Linked DNA regions of Homo sapiens: regions 2 and 3 are each linked to region 1. Evidence: chromatin loops called from intact Hi-C (ENCODE). Cell type or tissue: PC-9. All regions are shown on one strand. Each heading gives the region's core, and the rest is flanking DNA. Links, peaks and the distances in the headings are about the cores only.

What was found. Hi-C counts contacts between places; a loop is a spot of excess contacts. Peaks named below come from ENCODE experiments on the same cell type or tissue, not always from the same donor. Only the 100,000 strongest peaks of a DNase experiment are listed, where the experiment ranks them.
Region 2: it touches region 1 in a loop (6-fold over the local background); 6 of 110 quality-filtered maps call a loop at or near these places.
Region 3: it touches region 1 in a loop (11-fold over the local background); 3 of 110 quality-filtered maps call a loop at or near these places.

The regions. Positions count from the first base shown.
Region 1 is chr17:78,587,826-78,598,152 of GRCh38, reverse strand. No RefSeq gene overlaps it. Among named protein-coding and RNA genes, the nearest start is that of DNAH17, 16 kb to the right of the region's middle. RefSeq lists enhancers at 8,840-9,352, 9,353-9,865. In PC-9, for the core only: no CTCF peak of the experiment used is centred there; a DNase peak (open chromatin) is centred at 5,622; H3K27ac peaks cover 2,469 bases.
Region 2 is chr17:78,532,693-78,537,692 of GRCh38, reverse strand. DNAH17 (dynein axonemal heavy chain 17) reads left to right here. Exons shown (of 81, transcript NM_173628.4): 19 at 212-394; 20 at 4,957-5,000. It also overlaps the pseudogene RN7SL454P. Among named protein-coding and RNA genes, the nearest start is that of DNAH17, 42 kb to the left of the region's middle. RefSeq lists an enhancer at 4,126-5,000. In PC-9, for the core only: no CTCF peak of the experiment used is centred there; DNase peaks (open chromatin) are centred at 1,902 and 4,542; H3K27ac peaks cover 2,106 bases.
Region 3 is chr17:78,523,854-78,528,853 of GRCh38, reverse strand. DNAH17 (dynein axonemal heavy chain 17) reads left to right here. Exons shown (of 81, transcript NM_173628.4): 23 at 1,858-1,974; 24 at 2,117-2,203; 25 at 3,693-3,845. Among named protein-coding and RNA genes, the nearest start is that of DNAH17-AS1, 41 kb to the right of the region's middle. RefSeq lists an enhancer at 2,482-3,097. In PC-9, for the core only: no CTCF peak of the experiment used is centred there; a DNase peak (open chromatin) is centred at 1,923; H3K27ac peaks cover 1,628 bases.

The DNA of each region.
Region 1 (10,327 bases), core at 2,573-7,572:
ATTAGAAATCGTGGTTTAGGAGTCACGTGGCTGGAAGTGACAAGATTCTGACCCTCCCAAAACTGCCGCTCTTGCTTCAGTGATTCTGCCGCAGATGCTATGCTGTGATGTGGATGGCTGAGCATGGACCCTGAGGAGCTTGGCTGTGTGGATTTCAGAGATCTCTGGCTTATGCCTTGTGAGGAAAATGGACATCTTGGATAAGAACATATGTCCCCATTGGGGCTTGGGTTTAGACAACAGATACGAGGCAAAGACCACGGAGCAACCACTGTGACGATTCATAGGTTTGCGAGACATGAGGTGTACATTTTCTGCAATTCAATAGTCTCAGCAACTGACAAAATGGGAGGTGTATAACCTATAGAACTTCTGGGGGTAAATAAGACATCAATCAATACATATAAGGTATACATTGGTTCGGTCTGGAAAGGTTTGGGACAATTCGAAGTTGGGAGCTTCCAGGTCATTCTAAATACCAGTCATGCTGTAAACCAACAGATGCCAGCACGCAAGGCCCAGCCAGCCCGGTAACTAACCATTTGCCTTTTTTAGGGCTTTCTATGAGGTCAGTAAACATTTTGAAAGGCTAAGTAAGGTTTTCCTCTTCCTGTTTCCTTGTGCTCTGAACCTCCCTAACCTGCCCCCTGGGCCTGCTGGCCTGGCTACACACACTGCCCCAGGCAAAAATGGTTGGAGGGATCTGTATGGGACTTTGATGAGAGCTGGTTTAGAGAAGGTGAGGATGGAGGTCAAAGCCACAGAGGCGGCTGAGGAGTGGGTGGGCTATGGGCTTTTTGAATCCGCTACTTGAAGCAGAGGGATGGGGTGGCAGCTGGAGGGGGGTGGCAGCTGGAGGGAGGTGGCCTTGTCTTGTTTTTGAGATGCGGGATTCTATGGCATATTTGCATTTTGGTGGCAGCGAGCTGGTAGACGAGGAGAAAGTGGGGGTAGGGACAATAGCAGGCAAAAAGTTTCTGAGAAGGCAACAGAGAGGAATAGTTTAGAAATGGGAGTTTGCCTCTCCCAATTACTGGGGTGACTGAAGCGGACCCAAATCTAGCCCTCTGCCTGTTTTAAGTAAAGTTTTATTGGCACACAGCCACGCCTATTCACTTACATATTGTCTGTGACTGCTGTAGAACTCCAGTGTCAGAGTTGAAATGCTGCCGCAGAGATCATCTGGCTCTCAAAGCCTAAAGTACACCCTGGCCCTTTGTGGGAGGTTTGCTGACCTCTGCCACCCCTAAGGTAGGCTGTGAACTTGAAGGAAGGGTTAGGGGCAGACCTAGCCCCTTGCAAAATCCTCAAAAATCCCTGTGAGCAGCTGTGAGCTCAGAGTTTTTGCATTTCAGCAAACTCAGAGAACTCAGAGTTTACAAATTTCCAGCCACAGAGAGTTCGCAGCCTGATGAGGAGTTTGCATTTTCCTCTCTCAGGAAGCCGTTTGCTACAGTGCAGATGTGGCCAGGAGGCCAGTGTGTCACACTGATCATGGTGGCATGTGCCTGCAGTCCCATTATGCAGGAGGCTGAGGTGGAAGGATTACTTGAGCCCGGGAGGTCAAGGCTGCAGTGAGCTGCGATCATATCACTCCACTCCAGCCTGGGTGACAGAGTGAGAACCTGTCTCAGAAAAAAAAACGCCAGCTCATATTAATTAAAAAATAGATATAATCCAAAACATATTTTCCGATAAATAGACAAATATACACACTGGGCCCAATACTCATTCCTTACAAGTACAAATTACATGTCTTCCTAAAAAAGAAGCTTCCTAACCATGAGACAGTCAACACTGGTCTTATAAACATAACTGGATGGTGGATTTATGAGCAAAAGAGAAAACTTACAAAATGAAATAAATATAAAAAGCCGTGTTTACTCATTTCTGCTTGTGAGCATAATTTCGCATAGCCCCTGACTCTGTGCTGACATGTAACTCTCCACAAAAATATTTAAAAGACAAAACAAAACACCTGCCCCTTCAACATCTCTTACCTAAGTCACTATATTCCTTAAAAAATACCTGACCTGGCCAGGCGCAGTGGATCACACCTGTAATCCCAGCACTTTGGGCTGAGTGAGCAGCTGTGAGCTCAGAGGTTTTGCGTTTCAGCAAACTCAGAGAACCCAGAGTTTACAGATTTTTGGCCGAGGCCGAGGCAGGCAGATCACCTGAGGTCAGGAGTTCGAGACCAGCCTGACCAACATGGAGAAACCCTATCTCTACTAAAAGTACAAAATCAGCCGGGTGTGGTGGCGCATGCCTACAATCCCAGCTACTCGGGAGGCTGAGGTGGGAGAACTGCTTGAAGCCGGGAGGCGGAGGTTGCCGTGAGCTGAGATCGTGCCATTGCACTCCAGTCTGGGCAACAAGAATGAAACTCTATCTCAAAAAAAAAAAAAAAAAAAAAAAACCTGACCCCTTGTTGTTTCCTACACACATGGTAACCACTGATGAGAGTCACAATGTTGATGAGAAAACCAAACTCTGTAAAATATTCAGAGATGCTTATCCTGAGCCAACATGAGCAACCACAGTGGCAGAACTGTCTCAAGAGTTCCTGAGAAAGTGTGCCCAGGGTGGTGAAGTTACAATTTGGTTTTATACTGTTGACAAAAAAGAGTCAAACTGTGTGAAATATTTGAAGAGATTTATTCTGAGCCAAATATGAGTGACCAGTGGCCCCCGGAGATCCTGAGAACGTGTGTCCACGGTGATTGGGTTCCAGCTTGGTTCTATACATTTTATGGAGACATGAGGCATCAGTCATTACACGTAAGATGTACATTGGTTGGGTCCAGAAAGGCGGGACAACTGGAAGTCGGGGTGGGGGTTGGGGGGACTTCCAGGTCATAGGTAGATTCAAAGATTTTCGGATTGGCAATTGGTTTAAAGAGCTATTCTCTAAAGACCTGGAATGTCTGGGTTAAGATAAGGGGTTGTGGAGACCAAGGTTTTACCACACAGACGAAGCCTCCAGGAGGCAGGCTTCAGAGAGAATAGATGGTAAATGTTTCTTATCAGATCTAAAGAGTCTGTTCTATCAGTCTTAGGGTCTCTGTGTTGATGTTACTGCTGGTCAGCTGTGCCTGAGTTCCAAAGGGAAGAGGACATAATGAGGCATGTCCAACATCCCCTTCTAGGCTGGAGTTCCAGACCAGCCTAGGCAACATAGCGAGACTCTGTCTCTTAAAAAAAAGGTATCCCAGTTTGTGTAACAGATTCTGTGATTACCTTTTCCGTGTAATAGGCACTCTCAGAAAATATCTTCTGAATTGAATGGAATAATTTGGAACATAACGAAGTAATAGTTTTGCTAAAATGTTTAAAGTGTTGAACTGTTTTTCAGGTTGACTTTGGAAAGCCCTTGGCCAAGAGGAGAGGTCCATTCAGATGATGGGGGAGCTTAGAATTGTATTTTTGGTTTACAGTGCATTTTAGGGAGACCAAAGTTACAGGCAAAGACATAAATCAGTACATGGAGCGTATACATTGGTTCAGCCTAAAGTGGTGGGATACCTTGAAGTGGGAGTTGGAGGGCTTACAGGTCACAGGAAGATTCAAAGATTTTCCAATTGGCAATTGGTTGAAAGAGTTAAGCTTTGGCTAAAGTCTTGAGGTCAGTAGAAAGAAATGCTTGAGTTAAGATAAGGGGGGTTGTGGAGACCAAGGTTCTTGTTGTATAGATGAAATCTCCAGGTAACAGCCTTCAGAGGAAATAGGTGGTCAATGTCTCTTTTCAGACCTTAAACGTGTCAGACTCTTAGTATTTCCTAGATCTGGGAAAGACCTGGCTGCATTAATGGTGCTTTTCTACAGAATGCAAATTTCCCTCACAAAAGACAGCTTTGTAGGGCCGTTTCAACATATGTCACGCCAGTAATCCCAGCACCTTGGGAGGCCTAGGCGGGCGGATCATCTGAGGTCAGGAGTTCGAGACAAGCCTGGCCAACATGGTGAAACCCCGTCTCTACTAAAAATACAAAAATTAGCTGGGTGTGGTGGTGGGCGCCTGTCATCCCAACTACTCGAGAGGCTGAGGCAGGAGAATCATCTGAACCCAGGAGGCGGAGGTTGCAGTGAGCTGAGATGTGCCACTGCACTCCAGCTTGGGCAACAGAGCGAGACCCTGTCTCCAAAAAAAAGAAAAAAATATATTGTGGGGTAAAATATTTTGATTTCCTTCAGGGTCTGCCATCTGTCATGTGATACTACACCAGGGCCAAGTTGGAACATGGTATCTCATTGCCACAGGAGTCTCTTCTGCCAGACTTCTGATCTCTTTTCTAACCTTAGTGCTGGTCATCTGTGCCTAAACTCCAAAAGAGAGGGGATAGAGACCATCCTGACTAACATGGTGAAACCCCGTCTCTACTAAAAATACAAAAAAGTAGCCAGGTGTGGTGGAGGGCGCCTGTAATCCCAGCTACTCAGGAGGCTGAGGCAGGAGAATCGCTTGAACCTGTGAGGTGGAGGGTGCAGTGAGCCAAGATCGCGCCACTGTACTCCAGCCTGGGCAACAGAGCGAGACTCCGTCTCAAAAAAAAAAAAAAAAAAAAAAACAGAAACAAAAAAAACAAAGAGAAAGAGAGAGAGGGGATATAAGCAGGTATGCCTCACCTCCCTGGGAGATCGGGCTGGGAATTCAATTTTTCAGGTGACTATGTGGTCAACTTGGCCAAGAGGGGGTTCATTCAGTTGGTGGTGAGGCTCAGGATTTTATTTTTCATTTTTAATAATTATTCTATAATCTACAACCAGATATACTCTTATACCCAAGCTTTAATATAATTTTACACCTACTAAACCCCCACTACCTGTATATAAACTGTAAATTAAAACACTATTTCAAAACAGTCCGACAAACCCCCTCTAAAAGACTTCTCCCAGGCTGTGGTCGGTCTCTAGTCCTCAATAAAACTTCTAAATAAAACTAACTTTGAAATCGTAAAAAATAATTTTTTTCCTTCCTCAACATACTTTAGCACTAGCCAGGCAAGACAAGAAAGGCAGTAAGGACTGTTGCGATTCCTCGTTCCCATCTATAATTTTTTTTTTTTTTTTTTTTTTTTGAGAGAGAGTCTCCCTCTGTCACCCAGGCTGGAGTGCAGTGGTGTGATCTCAGCTCACTGCAATCTCCGCCTCCTGGGTTCAAGCGATTCTCCTGCCTCAGCCTCCCCAGTAGCTGGGATTACAGGCGCATGCACGCCCGGCTAATTTTTGTATTCTTAGTAGAGACGGGGTTTCACCATGTTGGCCAGGCTGGTCTCAAGCTCCTGACCTCAAGTGATCCACCTGCCTCGGCCTCCCAAAGTGCTGGGATTACAGGCGTGAGCCACCGCGCCCTGCCCCCATCTGTATTTTTAATAGAGATGGGGTTTCACCACGTTTGCCAGGCTGGTCTCAACTCCTCCTAGTTCCCTATTGCTTAAGAAGCCTTCAGGGAGGGAGGCCAGACTGCACGGAAACGCGCCTTGGGTAATTAATTCCCAAAGCTGGGTTGCGCCATCCACCGCGGTGCTTGACGCGGGGTCAGGAGGCGGCTTCCGGAGGCCAGCTAGTCTCTGCAGCGCGGATAATCTTCCCTCCCCACCGCAGGAGTCTGGTGCTCCTCAGAGATGAGCCCTGTCACAGTGGAATAAATGTCCTTGGGGTAGATTTCGAGACAGACAGACGTGAGTCAAACCACAGGCAGGAAATTTCATTTCCAGACTGCGCTCAAATTCTTTTTTCCTGACTCATGACATTCAAAACACATTTCATTTTACAGACCAAGCTGAGCGCCCTTCGGCCAGAGGCCCCGACCCCAGGGCCATGTGGTTCACTCCCTTCCTTCCCTTCAAGTTCAGAGTTAAACTTGAGAGCTTCCTGCAAACAGGACCAAAGGTCAACAGAAGCGCGGGGCAGGAAGGGGAGGGTGCTCTCTGAATGGGGGAAGCCCAGTGCCTTGCCGCTTTTTGACATCATTTGGACTCAGATATTTAACTTACAGCACTTGATTTTCATCATAGAGTTTTTTTTTTCCCAATATATTATAAACCAAGTCACTGAGGAAGAGATTATTCTATAATACAGTTTAGGGTTTAAAAAAATATATTCCAGGGCCGGGCACAGTGGCTCACGCCTGTAATCCCAGCACTTTGGGAGGCCAAGGCAGGTGGATTACCTGAGGTCAGGAGTTCGAGACCAGCCTGGCCAACATGGTGAAACCCCCCCCCCGTCTCTACAAAAAATACAAAATTAGCTGGGTGTGGTGGTGCACACCTGTAATTCCAGTTACTCTGGAGGCTGAGGCAGGAGAATCACCTGAACCCGGCAGGCGGAGATTGCAGTGAGCCGAGATTGTACCATTGCACTCCAGCCTGCACAAGAGTGAAACTCTGTCTCAAAAAAAATAAATAAATAAAATATATATATATATATATATATATATATATTCCAAAGAAAAGGGGTCTTTGTCCCTTTAAGGAAAGAAATTTGGTATTTCCAGATGTCTGGTAGAAGTTGAGCTACAACATGCTGGAAGCCCGGGGAGGGACCATTGACCTCCTAGAGCCCAGCCTGTCCTTGAATCCCCACCCAGCGAAGATGTGAAGTGAGCTGGGGCAAGGGGCATGATGAGCGGACGGACGGCCCGGAAAAGCCCAGGTAGGCGCCGGGCACTCCCTCTCTCCCTGCAGCAGCAGGAGGCACAGGCTGCAGGGTCACAGCCAGGGTCTCTCCTGCTAGGGAAACAGTCACCGTGAGCGAGCCCAGCCACCATGGCAGAGGTGACAGGTACTCCCGAGTTCTGAGCGCTCCTCTATCGTTCTGCTGTGCGCCTGGCTGCTCACCGGAAAGCATTTGTCTCTGAGTCCAATCCGCCCTGATTTCTCATTTGTTTGGTTGGTGATGGTTCTGCTGAAATAGACCCAGAGCAGCAAGGGTCACTTCTGAGGAGCGTGGACCCATGGAGCAAAGATTCCCCGCCCTGTGTGTACTTGGACCCAAACAGGTGCTTTGAAAGCCTCCACGCTTGGCCCCGACCCTCCAGTGCCCTTAATTCTCAAAGCGTCCCAGGTGATTCTGCCCGTGGCTAAGCAGAGAACCTCAGCCTTAAGTTACACCTGCCACTCAGGTAACCCGTGGGGCTTGTTGAAGGCAACTCAGGCCTCAGGTGTGAATGACCATAAAGCAGGGAAGGCTGGGCGTGGGGGTTCATACCTGCGCGCCGAGAACTTCGGGAGGCCGAGACAGGAGGATTGTCTGAGACCAGGAGCTTGAGACCAGCCTGGGCAACAACGTGAGTCTTACTTTTTTGTCTCTACAAAAAATAAAATTAGCCAGGCGTGGTGGCAAGGGCCTGTAGTCTCAGCTACTCGGGAAGCTGAGATGGGAGGATTGCTTGAGTCAAGGCCAGCCTGGGCAATATAGAAATACCCTTTCTTTCAAAAAATTAAAAAATAAAAAAAGCCAGGCATGGTTGTGTGCCCCTGTAGTCCCAGCTACTCAGGAGCTGAGGTGGGAGGTTGGTTTGAGCCCCAGATGTCAAGATTGCAGCGAGGTATGATTGTGCCACTGCACTCCAGCCTGGGCAGACAGCAAGACCCCTAAAATAGGGAAACACTGAAAGCCTTTTTAACAAGGATAACTGGCTACTTTCAGTGAATTTGCTTAAAACAGAAACCAAAATTTTACTCTAAATCAGTGACTCTCAAACCTTAGCCTGCATCAGAGTCCATTGGGGGCTTGTGAAATACAGATTGCTGCCCCACAATCTGGGGTGGCCCCGGGCTCTGTGATCCCAACGAGAATCCAGCTGATGCAGAGGCTGTTGGCCCAGGGGCCCCACTCTGAGAACCTCCGCTCTAAGTGGAGTGGCGGTGGGGGGGGGTGGGGAATAAAAATGAAAATTATAGAAGACTTGTGTTATCTAATTAATAAAAATGCAGGTTGCAGGTGCTGTCAGTTCTCAGCATAATCACAGCATGACCGAGCAGAGAGGAAGGGCAGGGAGGGGCGGCCCCATGCCTGCGGGCCGGACTGCCTTCTCAGCACGCGTCAGATGGACCGATGCCACCTGAAGGTGCTTGCGGTGGACACAGAATGTGCGGATGGGGAGATGGCAGGAGGGACAGGGCTTGGCGATGCTGACATCACAGGCAGCCCATGTGAAGTGGAAGGGTTCCTACTGAGGGCTGAGAACAGACACCAGCCCCCAGGAGCCAGACCACGCCCCAGGGGAGGGACGCGCCCTGCCTGGAGTCCTGAGAATCTACCTTTCCTCCTCCCCCAGATTCAGAACCCCCTTATTATGCTGAGGCCTGACAAAAGGCTCCCTCCTTGACCCAACTTCAGGCAGACTCTGCTGAGCCCTCTTTTTTTTTTTTTTTGAGACAGAATCTCACTCTATCACCTAGGCTGGAGTGCAGTGGTGCGATCTCGGCTCACTGCAACCTCTGCCTCTCTGGTTCAAGCGATTCTCCTGCCTCAGCCTCCCAAGTGGCTGGGATTACAGGCGCCTGCCACCACGCCTGGCTAATTTTTGTATTTTAGTAGGGACGGGGTTTCACCATGTTGGCCAGGCTGGTCTCAAACTTCTGACCTCAGGCAATCCACCCGCCTCGGCCTTCCAAAGTGCTGGGATTACAGGCGTGAGCCACTGTGCCTGGCCCACTGAACCCTCTTTTGATAAGGCCTCCGTTCTCGAGCCCGGTCCTCAGCCTGCCCACGCCAGTCTCAGCAGAGAATCCTACTGAGTCACCCCAACCCTTGAAATCTGATCGAGTTCCTCAGCACCTCTGCTTTCCCCCGGCCATATCCAGGTCCTTGGTCTGCCTTTAGCAAGAACCCCCACTTGAAGTTCTCCTCTTAGCAATTTTCCATCCACTGACCCCTCGCTGCTCATGGCTGTAAGTCCCCATCTGCAGGGTGGTGTTGGGATCAAGTTCGGCTCTTTCCCCGGTTGCAACATCCCGTATATGGTCTGTCCCTATCTCTTTGAGTCTACATGAGGTGTGTCTGTGACCACTGCCTGTGCCCCAGGTACGTCTCCCTGTGTGGGCGGAGGCAAACTCCTCCAGAGACCCCACACTGTTTCCCAGCCTGGATGGCTTGGAATCCATGCATTTCTGTGCTTTGTTGGGGGCCTCACCCTTAGGACCTGTGTGCAGAGACTCCTAAAGAGAAAAGGTTCCCAGGTCTCCACAGCGTGTACCCTTGCTGTGACCTTTGGAAACCTGGCTGGCAGGGACTTCTCTGGCCGCGGTGTCCTGCCCCTGAAGGGAAGGGTGGTCTACCTGGCCAGCCTGACTGCTCAGGCCCAGCCCTCCCTTTCCACCCAACTTCAAGGGTAAGGACGCGCCTGGGCAGGAGGACAAAGGCCACCTCCTGTTCCTCTGCTGGGAACGCAGCAGGAGGACACGCGGCAGGGCCCCAGTAGACAGAGGGAGGTGGGGAGCCTGATGAAACACAGACGGCCCGGCCTCTCCTGTCTGCAAGCATCCCCGGCAGCGGGAAAGGGACCTGCGATTTTCTTTAATGATGGGTAATGTCTTCATGAAATTTGCCTTCCAAGTTCATTCAGCTGGGAGGAAGTGTTGCCCCTGGGGATGACTGAGTTCTCTCAGCTCATCCCGGCCCTACCTCGATGTGGGCTGTGACTGACAGAAGCAAAAAAAGAGTGAAGGGCATCCTCGGCTGGTGGCCCTGGCAGGGAGGACTGAAGCCAGACACCCACTCCCCTGCCCCCAATCCAACACCCAGCCAGGAAGAGAAACATGAGGCAAGTGCCTGTCAATCAAGGAAAATGAGCCAGGTGAGTCTCAATCATTTCAGGAGGTTTATTTGCCAAAATTAAGGACATATGCCTGGGAGGCAGGTCTATGCTTTTCTCTGAAGATGATTTTGAGGGCTTCAATATTTAAAGGGAAAAGGGCAGGCTATTGAGAAATACAATTTTCTTTCTCTTCTTTTTTTTTTTTTTTGGGAGATGGAGTTTTACTCTGTTGCCCAGGCTGGAGTGCAGTGGTGCAATCTCAGCTCACCACAACCCCCATCTCCTGGGTTCAAGTGATTCTCCTGCCTCACCCTCCCTAGTAGCTGGGACTACAGGTGTACATCATCATGCTCAGCTAATTTTTTTGTAGTCATAGTGGAGACGGGGTTTTACCATGTTAGCCAAGCTGGTCTGGAACTCCTGACCTCAAGTGATCCACCTGCCTCGGCCTCCCAAAGTGCTGGGATTACAGGTGTAAGCCACTGTGCCCAGCCAGAAATACACAGTTTTCATGTGAGAGGGAGGTAGGGGAAAATAGTCATTCATGCCTTTGTCTGGCTTGGT
Region 2 (5,000 bases), core at 1-5,000, 58 kb after region 1:
CCCCTGCCTGCTTTTGGCCTTGTGGCTGTACATTTGGCTCTGTAGCGATTGCTCAAGGAGCGGGGTGCGCTGAGACACGAGCTCTCAGAAGCTTCCCAGATAAGTGGAAGGCAGTGACACATTGATGGTACGGAGTGGATGATCAGGGCACTGAGAATCATCCGATGGAGGACAGAGGTGTTGACCACTGCCAACCCCACCCCTCTTTCAGGAGAGTATCGCTCCCCTGTTTGAGATCCGCATGGAGCTGGACGAGGATGGGCTGACCTTCAACCCGACCCTGGAGGTGGGCTCAGATCGCGGCTTCCTGGCACTGATCGAGGGCCTGGTCAACGACATCTACAACGTAGCCAGGCTCATCCCTCGGCTGGCCAAGGACAGGATGAACTACAAGGTCAGTCCTGGCCTCTTCTGGCCGTACACAGGGTCATCCATTGCTTTCCCCATTTGGTGTTGCCGCCCTAACTCGGCAAGGCTTCGCCGTTTACCTTTTCTTTTTTTCTTTTTTTTTTTTTGAGACGGAATCTCACTCTGTCGCCCAGGCTGGAGTGCAGTGGCGCGATCTTGGCTCACTGCAACCTCCGCCTCCTGGGTTCAAGCCATTCTCCTGCCTCAGCGTCCCGAGTAGCTGGGATTACAGGCACCCGCCACCACACCCGGCTAATTTTTTTATTTTTTTTTAGTAGAGACTGGGTTTAACCGTGTTAGCCAGGATGGTCTGGATCTCCTGAACTCATGATCCACCCGCCTCGGCCTCCCAAAGTGCTGGGATTATAGGCGTGAGCCACCGCGCCCGGCCCTGCTTACCTTTTAAATGACATCGTGTGACCTCTAGGATGACATGGCCACTTCTCTCCCCACTCCCACATCTGTCGTCCTTCCCAAAGCAGCTTCTTCTCAGTCAACCTGCCTGGGTTTCATTCCCTCATCATCCTTCCAACCCCCCGACACGATGCCAAGAGGGTAACCTTTCCCAACTTCCTGACTGTTCACTCAGTCCTGTAATTTTTTTGAGACAAGGTCTCACTCTGTCACCCAGGCTGGAGTGCAGTGGTTCAATCTCGGCTGACTGCAGCCTCTGCCTCCCGGGCCCAATTGATCCTCCCGCCTCAGTCTCCCAAGTAGCTGGGATTACGAGCATGCATCACCAAGCCCAGCTTGGTGATGTATTTTTTTGTAGAGATGGGGTTTTGCCATGTTGTTGCCCAGAGTGGTCTTAAACTTCTTAATTTTTTTATTTTTTGAGACAGAGTCTTGCTCTGTTGCCCAGGCTGGAGTGCAGTAGCATAATCTCAGCTGACTGCAACCTCCGCCTCCTGGGTTCAAGCGATTCTCCTGCCTCAGCCTCCTGAGTAGCTGGGACTACAGGTGCATGCCACCATGCCTGGCTAATTTTTCTTTTTTTTTATATATTTTTAGTAGAGACGGGGTTTCACCATGTTGGCCAGGATGGTCTCAATCTCCCGACCTTGTGATCCACCCGCCTTGGCCTCCCAAAGTGCTGGGATTACAGGTGTGAGCCACCGTGCCCGGCCTCAGTCCTGTAATGTAAACACTGATTCTCCCAGTACTCAGGCAATTTGACAAATGTGCCTCCCACTGCCTTCTGAAATCATCTCGTCTAAACGCATCAAACAAGACACACGGAGAGCCTGGCCAGGCTCTGGGGTAGGAAGGACAACAAAAGTCATGGGAAATTCAGCTCCCCGCTTAAGGGAGGTTTGAGGTGGTGTGTTTGTCAAAGCACCTATTTGTATAGCAATAAAAAAAAATCTGAAAAGACTTAAGTGACCTAAATGTTTGTGGAAGAGGGGAGTGGCTTGACCAATTCTGGCCCAAACCCAGATTCTGTGAATTGTCACAATGAGCCAAGGATGGAAAGGTGTTGTGACAGGTTATTAGACATTTATCAAGTTACAGAACAATGTTTAGAATATGGTTTCATTTGCTTAAACAAGCAAAAATCTGGGTGAGTGCTTACCAGGAAGGGAGGAAGGAGGGGAGGGGAGAGGGATGTGGCTGCAGGCGTTTCCTCTCATGCATTTCTGCGTTGTTTGAATTGTAAAATAATGGACACGTATGATTTGTCATAACATATATTTACAGCGAGATGAGCTGTCCTGTCCAGGAGGGAGGGATGTGCGTGTGCTCGTGTGTGTACGCGTGTGCTTGGATGCATATGTGCCCGTGTGCGTATTTGCATGTGTGGTGGGGAGGCATGCTTGTACAGAGGTGACATGAGGACACGAGGGAACAGCTAATGACCTGAGAAGGTCAAGGACAGCTCCTGAGAGGAGTGGGCGTGTGAGCGGATTCTGGAAGGGTGGGAGGAGGTTTCCATGCTGAGAAGATGGCTGTGATTTTAGGCCCAAGTGCAAGCAGCAAGCTGTTCCAGAGTTGAGAATAGAATTTGCCCCAGTTATGCAGACGCTAGGTTAGCACATGTCCTCAGAATCAGTGTGTCCCGGGTGTGCCCCTCCCACTGTCCCCAAAGCAGGCTGCTCTTGGGCACCCACGGTTGCTGCAGACAGAGCTGCTCCACCCCTGGGCTCTGCCAGCACAAACACTCAGGCTGCCTTGCAGACACCCTGGGACGCTCAGGCAGAACATTCCAGAGCTGAAGGGCCTGTTGCCCAGGAGAAGGGTCCCTCGAAAGCCTGCTGGTCTAGCAGAGTCTTACCTGGTGCCAAGCTGTGGAAGACAATGAGAGAGTCAGGCATCTAGACTGCTGGGTCCCAGGGCCACTTCCCAGAGACCCAAGTACCCTAGCTTGGTGGCAGAGAGTACCCAAGGGATGCTTCCCATGGGTACCAGGGTGGCCAACCCAGAGGAGTTGGGTCAGGACAAGGAGGAGATAGAATGTGGGCCCCAGGCTGCCACAGGGATTTAGAGAGCTGAGCTGCCCACAGGGGACACCAGCAAGGGGCAGAGACCCCAGGCAGCAGGTCTCACCTGCCTCTGGTATGCCAGGCTGCCACCAGCCCAGCCCAACTGGAACTTGGATCCCACCTGGGGAGATCCAAAGGACTGCAGGGGACAATCTCAGCTGGAGCAGGTAGATGCCTGGAAGTTACAACACTGAAATCCAGAAGCACCTGCCTGTGCTCTGAACACTGCACTCCCAACCCTGAGCAGAAAGAGGGGCCATGAGGAGGGGTGGGAGCCAAATGTCAGGCACAGGCGAGCCCATGGCTGAATTCTGAAGCACACACCAAATGCTTTCCTGCAGCCACGAGGAGCTTCAGGTTTCTCTCCCCTGTGGCTTCTTTCCATCCACAACTTACATGCAGGGTGGCCCGGCCCAGCCCTAGGGCCAACCTTCCCCTTCCATCCCAGCCCCACTGACTTCACCTCCTCAATTACACCGTTTCCTCGTGCCACCCCTTACCAACGAGGTCCCCTGCACAGACAAGATCTCCATGCACATCTGGGTCCCGATGGGGCCTCTCTGCAGCTGTCATGTGGGCTCTGGGCTATAGGCTGTCTTCAGTTGTCTGGTACCTGACCCTGGGTGATTTAGGGCAGGGGAAATACTGGCTTGGTGTGAGAGTTGGGTAAAGGGGAGTGGTTGAGGGTCGGCTGGTTTGCATATGCATGCCCCCAGATGAGCCTTTTGCTATCTCAAAGAATTGCCTAGCCCTGGGAAAGGCCGGCTCTTCCTGGCCCATAAGGTTTTTTTATTTTATTTTTTTAAGATGTCAAAATTGGGCTGGGCGCATTGGCTCACGCCTGTAATCCCAACACTTTGGGAGGCTGAGGCAGGTGGATCACCTGAGGTCAGGAGTTTGAGACCAGCCTGACCAACACGGTGAAACCCCGCCTCTAATAAAAATGCAAAAAATTAGCCAGGCATGGTGGTGGGAGCCTGTAATCCCAGCTATTTGGGAGGCTGAGGCAGGAGAATCACTTGAACCTGGGAGGCAGAGGGTGTAGTGAGCTGAGATCGGGCCACTGCACTCCGGCCTGGGTGACAGACCGAAACTCTGTCTCAAAAAGAAATAAGATGTCAAAATTTCATAAGATGCAGACAATAAAAATGTGATTAATACACACACCGACCACCTTGGGATTCTCCAGTCCTGTATATAAGCCAACGAGTTCTCTCTTTGCTTAACCAGTTTGGGTTGGGTTTTCTGTCACTGGCAACTAAAAAGATCCGTATAGCACTGGCCTCTCGTGCTCTCTGCTCTAGCCACCGACAGTAGACTTCCTTTAGTTCCCCTAACACGCTGCCTCCTCCCACCACGGGGCCTTTGCACGTGCTTTGCTGTTGCCAGGAAAGCCGCTTCTCTTGCTCCTTGTCTACCCATCCATCAGCTCTCAGACCAATGGCCATTTCCTCGGGGCCATTCCCTGACCTGCTCCCCATTTCACCTGAAGCAAGGGGGAGGGTGGAGATGCTTTTTTCTGTGATTCTTTGATGAATGTCAGACCCCATTCCTGGGCTGTACACTCCCTGCCTGTGCCCCAGTATCTATCCCAGCATGTGGTACGCAGTGAGAGCGAGCTATCGAATGAATGAATCAATGTGTGAGTCATCTCGGGGTTCCCCAGACAAACGTCACACTTGGCATACCTTCCCATGGCAGAATATTGCAAATCGGCAAAGGTTCCTATTTCCCGTGGTGAGAGCTTGGGCCAGGCACAGTGGCACGTGCCTGTGGTCCCAGCTACTTGGGAGGCTGAGGCAGGAGGATCGCTTGAGCCCAGGAGTTCTGGGCTGTAGTGTGCTATCCACTAAGTTTGGCATCAGTATGGTGACCTCCCAGGAGTGGGGGACCACCAGGTTGCCTAAAGAGGGGTGATCGGCCCAGGCTGGAAAAAGAGCAGGTCATCATGAGAGATTGGAAGCCCTTTCGCCAACAGAGAACCACTTCTCAAGGCCGAGAGGACAACACCTAAATTATGAACCAGGCAACATACCTCCCCTTTTTGCTTCTCCCCTGCCCCTTTCAGATGGACCTGGAAGATAACACAGACCTCATAGAGATGAGGGAGGA
Region 3 (5,000 bases), core at 1-5,000, 67 kb after region 1:
GGGACCCTGGGGAGGGATTAGGCAGCTGAAGGGGGCGGGGCTGGCAGCTGCGTTTGCACAGCACTTGATAGCGAATTCAAAGAACCTCAGCTGTCAGCGTGGAGGGGTGTGTGCAGGCTGGGCGAGGGTGGGAGGATGGAGAGGGTGTGTCCTAGAGCTGCCTCCCAGCCACGTCTAGGTGTGGCCACCGAGGAGACCCCGCTCCCTCATCTCTTGAGTCTGGCCTGGAGTTTCCAACTCCTCCCAGCCCGTCCACCCCTCCTCCCGCCCTCTCCCCTTCTCTGTGTCCAGCCACAGACAGGGCCCACCCTCCTGTCTTATGCACCGACTCCAGACAGTGCCCAAGACCCCACAGCCCTGGGGGTGACAAGAGGGAGGGGCCCCGGCCTGGGCAGCACAGGAAAACCCTGTCTCTACAAAAAATTTAAAAAATTAGCCAGGCATGGTGGCGCACACCTGTAGTCCCAGCTGCTCAGGAGGTGGGAGGATCAGTTGAGCCCAGGAAGTCAAGGCTGCAGTGATGTATGATTGTACCACTGGACTCTAGCCTGGGTGACAGAGCCAAGACCCTGTGTCAAAAGAAAGAAAATAAAAGGACTGAGCAGGTTCTCAGCCGTCCCACCCTGAGGTGCTCCAAGCCACACACGAGGCAACTGGGGTAGTAAAAATGCAGACAGAAACCATACAGCCAGCAACCATAGAAGAACTAGAGAAGTCTCCACTGCAGGCAAAAAGTTCATGGGCTGGGATTTTTTTTTTCTTTAAAATATTTTATGGCCCGGTGTGGTGGCTCATGCCTGTAATTTCAGCACTTTGGGAGGCCGAGGCGGGCAGATTACTTGAGCCAAGGAGTTCAAGACCAGTCTGGGCAACATGGCAAAATCCCATCTCTACTAAAAATTTAAAAATTAGCCAGGCGTGGTGGCAGGCGCCTGTAATCCTAGCTGCTCGGGAGGTTGAGGCATGAGAATCACTTGAACCCAGAAGGCAGCGGTTGTGGTGAGCCAAGATCGCACCACTGCACTCCAGCCTCAGCAGTAGAGTGAGACTCTGTCTCAAAAATGAATAAATAATAATTAAATATTTACAACTATAGTATTTACCCAAGTGTGGGGAACTTGGGAAATACCAAAATTCATCTGATTGTTGCAGCCATTCTGGAAATGACAACATTATAGAGCTGGAGAAGAGCTTAGCGGTCCCCAGGGGCAGGATTGTGGTGGAGGGATAGAAAGGGAATTCCTCTGTTGTAATGGACAATCCATATCTTGATTGTGGCGGTGTTTGCACAAATCCATACGTGGGATAAAATTGCATGGGAGACCACACCCACACCCACACCCACAAATGGATTCAGGTTTAAAAACATGATGAAAGGTGAGTACATTCTCTGGTCTAGTTAACAGAGACACCAATGTCAATGTCCTAGTTCGCCATTAAGGAGGCTGGTTTTTGTTTTTGTTTTTTTGAGACAGGGTCCCACTCTGTCACCCAGGCTGGAGTGCAGTGGTACAATCTTGCTCACAGTAGCCTCTGCCTTCCTAGTCCAAGTGATCATCCCAGCTCAGCCTCCTGAGTAGCTGGGACTACAGGCCCATATCATCACGCCCAGCTAAAAAGAATTTGTATTTTTTGTAGAGATGGGGTCTCACTTTGTTGCCCAGGCTGGTCTCGAACTCCTGGGCTCAAGTGATCCTTCCATCTCAGCCTCCCAAAGTGCTGAGATTACAGGTGTGAGCCACCGCGCCGGCCCCTGCACTGTTTTTGCAGCTTCTTACCAGTCTCTAATTATTTCACAATAGAAGGTTTAAGAAAAGAAATGAGAAAGGAGCCCTCCTCTGCCTTTGCTTCCCGCAGGAGCTGCCGGAGCACTGGGCAAATACCAAGAAACTGGCCATTCAGGTGAAGCTGACCGTGGCACCACTCCAGGCCAACGAGGTCAGCATCCTGCGGCGGAAATGCCAGCAATTCGAGGTATTATACCTGGGGCAGGGTGGCGGGATTTCCGGGGAGCAGCGTGGGGCTCACCCAGGGCCCTGCGGCATACAGGGTGGGGCCACCCTTGGGGCAGGTGGCCGCCCCGTGACTCTCTGTACTTTGCACTCTTCTCTCGCAGCTCAAGCAACATGAGTTCAGGGAGAGGTTCAGGCGCGAGGCCCCGTTCTCCTTCAGCGACCCCAACCCCTACAAGTCCCTGAATAAGGTATTTTTGCTCAAGGGTGAGATCAGGGGGTAAGTCTGGGAACCCCACTGCTTTCTTTTCTCAAGTAGTTATCCTTTCAAGTCCAGAAACGTGGTCTCCGCCGGACTGACCTTGGGGCCGTGCACGAGTGCTCTTATGTGTATGCATGCACATACGTGTGCGAGCACATGCATGGGTGTGTACGTGAACATGCAAACCGAGCAGCCCCCCAGACCACATGGTGTCCCCTCTGTGTCTCGCAGCTCAGAGCATGGCTCCAGGCCCACGGCTCAGGCCCCTTAACACCCTGTGTGACCCATAGTCCCTTAGCCTGACTCCGCCCCCTAATCTCCACTCTGTTCACATTCAGCAGCTTCCTGTCCCCTGGGCTTAATACTCACCTGCCATCTCTCCCTGCCTCCTGCCTCTCCTGACCCACCACATCGGGCAGCAGCCAGGCTTCACTCGTGTTCCCACTCTGTTCCCACTGTCCAAGTTCATGGTCACGTCCAGTGCACAAATTCACACAGCCCTGGACCTGGCAGCCCACTCAAGCTCAGGCCCAAAAGGCCCTTGTGGGCAGGAGCATGTGGGGTGCTCAGGGCCCAGGGGGGCCTCTTGGGGCCCAGTGGGGCCCTTGTCAGTTCCTCTTTGCTCCCAGTACGGTGCCCAGGTACTGCTGGGTCGGCCCCACCTGCACCTCCGCCTCACAGGCTCTAGCAAATGTGAACCCCAGGGTCCTCAGGGTTGCCTCACTCTTCCCCTCCCTGAGCTTCGGCTCTTTGGCCTCCAGCTCCAATCCGACCTTTCCTCATGGCCGTTTCCTCATGTCGCATTCCTCAAGCCACGATGGAGATGCAGCCATTCTCTCCCTAGGGCCCCGGGCTGGATTTTCTGGAAAGATTTGGGGTGAGGGGTGCCCCATGCCCATCCAAGGGGAGCTGTGGAGCTCCAGCTGGTGACCAGAGCAGGCAGTCCCTGCGTGTCCATGTGTGTGCACACGCTCCGAGCCCACCTTTGCCACAGCCTGCCTGTTACGTGTCCACGCAAACACACCCACTATCACCAGGTGCTACGACGGCCAACTCTTAGTCATGGGATTTGAGAGGACACTACGGATTTTTCCTCTTTGCTTATCTGAATTATCTCATTTTCAAAGCATTACTTAAGTCATTTTTAATAAGATAAAAATATAATATGAAAGTTGAAGAAATGCTGGGAAATCAGAAACTCTCAGGAGGAAATGAGGCATTTACCATGCCCATTGGGAGTCAGTCCCCACGCTGGTGTGGGTAGAGGTCACCCGCCCTCCCCTGCAGGCAGGACCCAGGAGGCCTTGGGGGATGGAGGGCTCTGTCCTCCCTCCAGGTGGGACACCGTTGTATGGACACCTCCTCCCAGAAGGTTTATCAGGGAGGGCACACTGGAGAGACGGGCAGAACGTCGGGGAGTGGGGTGGGGCACCGCTGAGGGTAGGTAGCCCTACTGACGGCCCCCTCGCCGCCCCTAGCAACAAAAGAGCATCTCCGCCATGGAAGGCATCATGGAGGCGCTGTCCAAGTCCGGGGGCCTGTTCGAGGTCCCCGTCCCAGACTACAAGCAGCTCAAGGCCTGCCACCGGGAGGTCCGCCTACTGAAGGAGCTCTGGGACATGGTTGTTGTGGTGAGTGCAGGGCACGCCGCGTGGGTGGGGCCCGGGATTCTGCAGGGAGCTGCCCCCGGCAACAAGAGGGCAGGCTCTGGGCACCCTTTGGTTGTAAGAATGTGACAAGAAGGTTTCTGGTGTTGGGTGGAGGCATCCGAAGGGCCCTGAGATCGCGAGGTGGGGTCCCTCCGCTAAAGCAGGATATGTTCACCTCTCTCTGTATGTGGGTGGGGGCTCGCCTTTGACTGCCCCCCTTTCTTTTTTCCCCTCCCTTCGTCTTTTTCCTCCTCCTCTCATTCTCTCTCACATCTCACCTTTTTTAAAGAAATTTTTTTAAGTAAGGAATACCACTTAGTCTGTTCAAGGTGCTCTAACAAAATCCCATAAACTCAGTGGCTCATAAACAACATTTTATTCCTCACCGTTCTGGAGGCTGGGAAGTCCACAGTCAAGGCAGATGTAATGTCTGGTGAGGACGCACTTTGTGGCTCATAGACAGTCCCCTCTCACTGCATCCTCATGTGGTGGAAGTGGAGCAGGCCGGGGCTGAGAAATCGCTCCAGGGTCCCTTTTATAAGAGCATGAATCAGGCCCGGTGTGGTGGCTCATGCCTGTAATCTCAGCACTTTGGGAGGCCGAGGCAGGTGGATCACCTGAGGTCAGAAGTTTGAGAACAGCCTAGCCAACATGATGAAACCCCGTCTCTACGAAAAATACGAAAATTAACTGGGCGTGGTGGTGTGCACCTGTAATCCCAGCTACTCGGGAAGCTGAGGTAGAAGAATTGCTTGAACCTGGGAGGCAGAGGTTGCAGTGAGCCAAGATCGTGCCACTGTACTCCAGCCTGGGCGATAGAGTGAGACTCCATCTCAAAAAATAAACACATAAATAAGAGCACAAATCACATTCCTGAGGGCCACGCCCCGATGACCTCATCACCTCCCAAAGGCCCTGCCTCCTAATACGAGGTAAGGATTTCAACAGAGAAATTTTGGGGGGAATATTCAGACCATCAGAGGCTCAATCTATGAGAAAGATTTTGTGGTTTCATTTGTATTTCCTACTGACTAACGATGCCAGCATATTTTCTTTTTTAAAAAGTATTTTTATTTATTTTTGAGACAAGGTCCTGCTCTGTTGCCCAGGCTGGGGTGCAGTGGCACGATCTCAGCT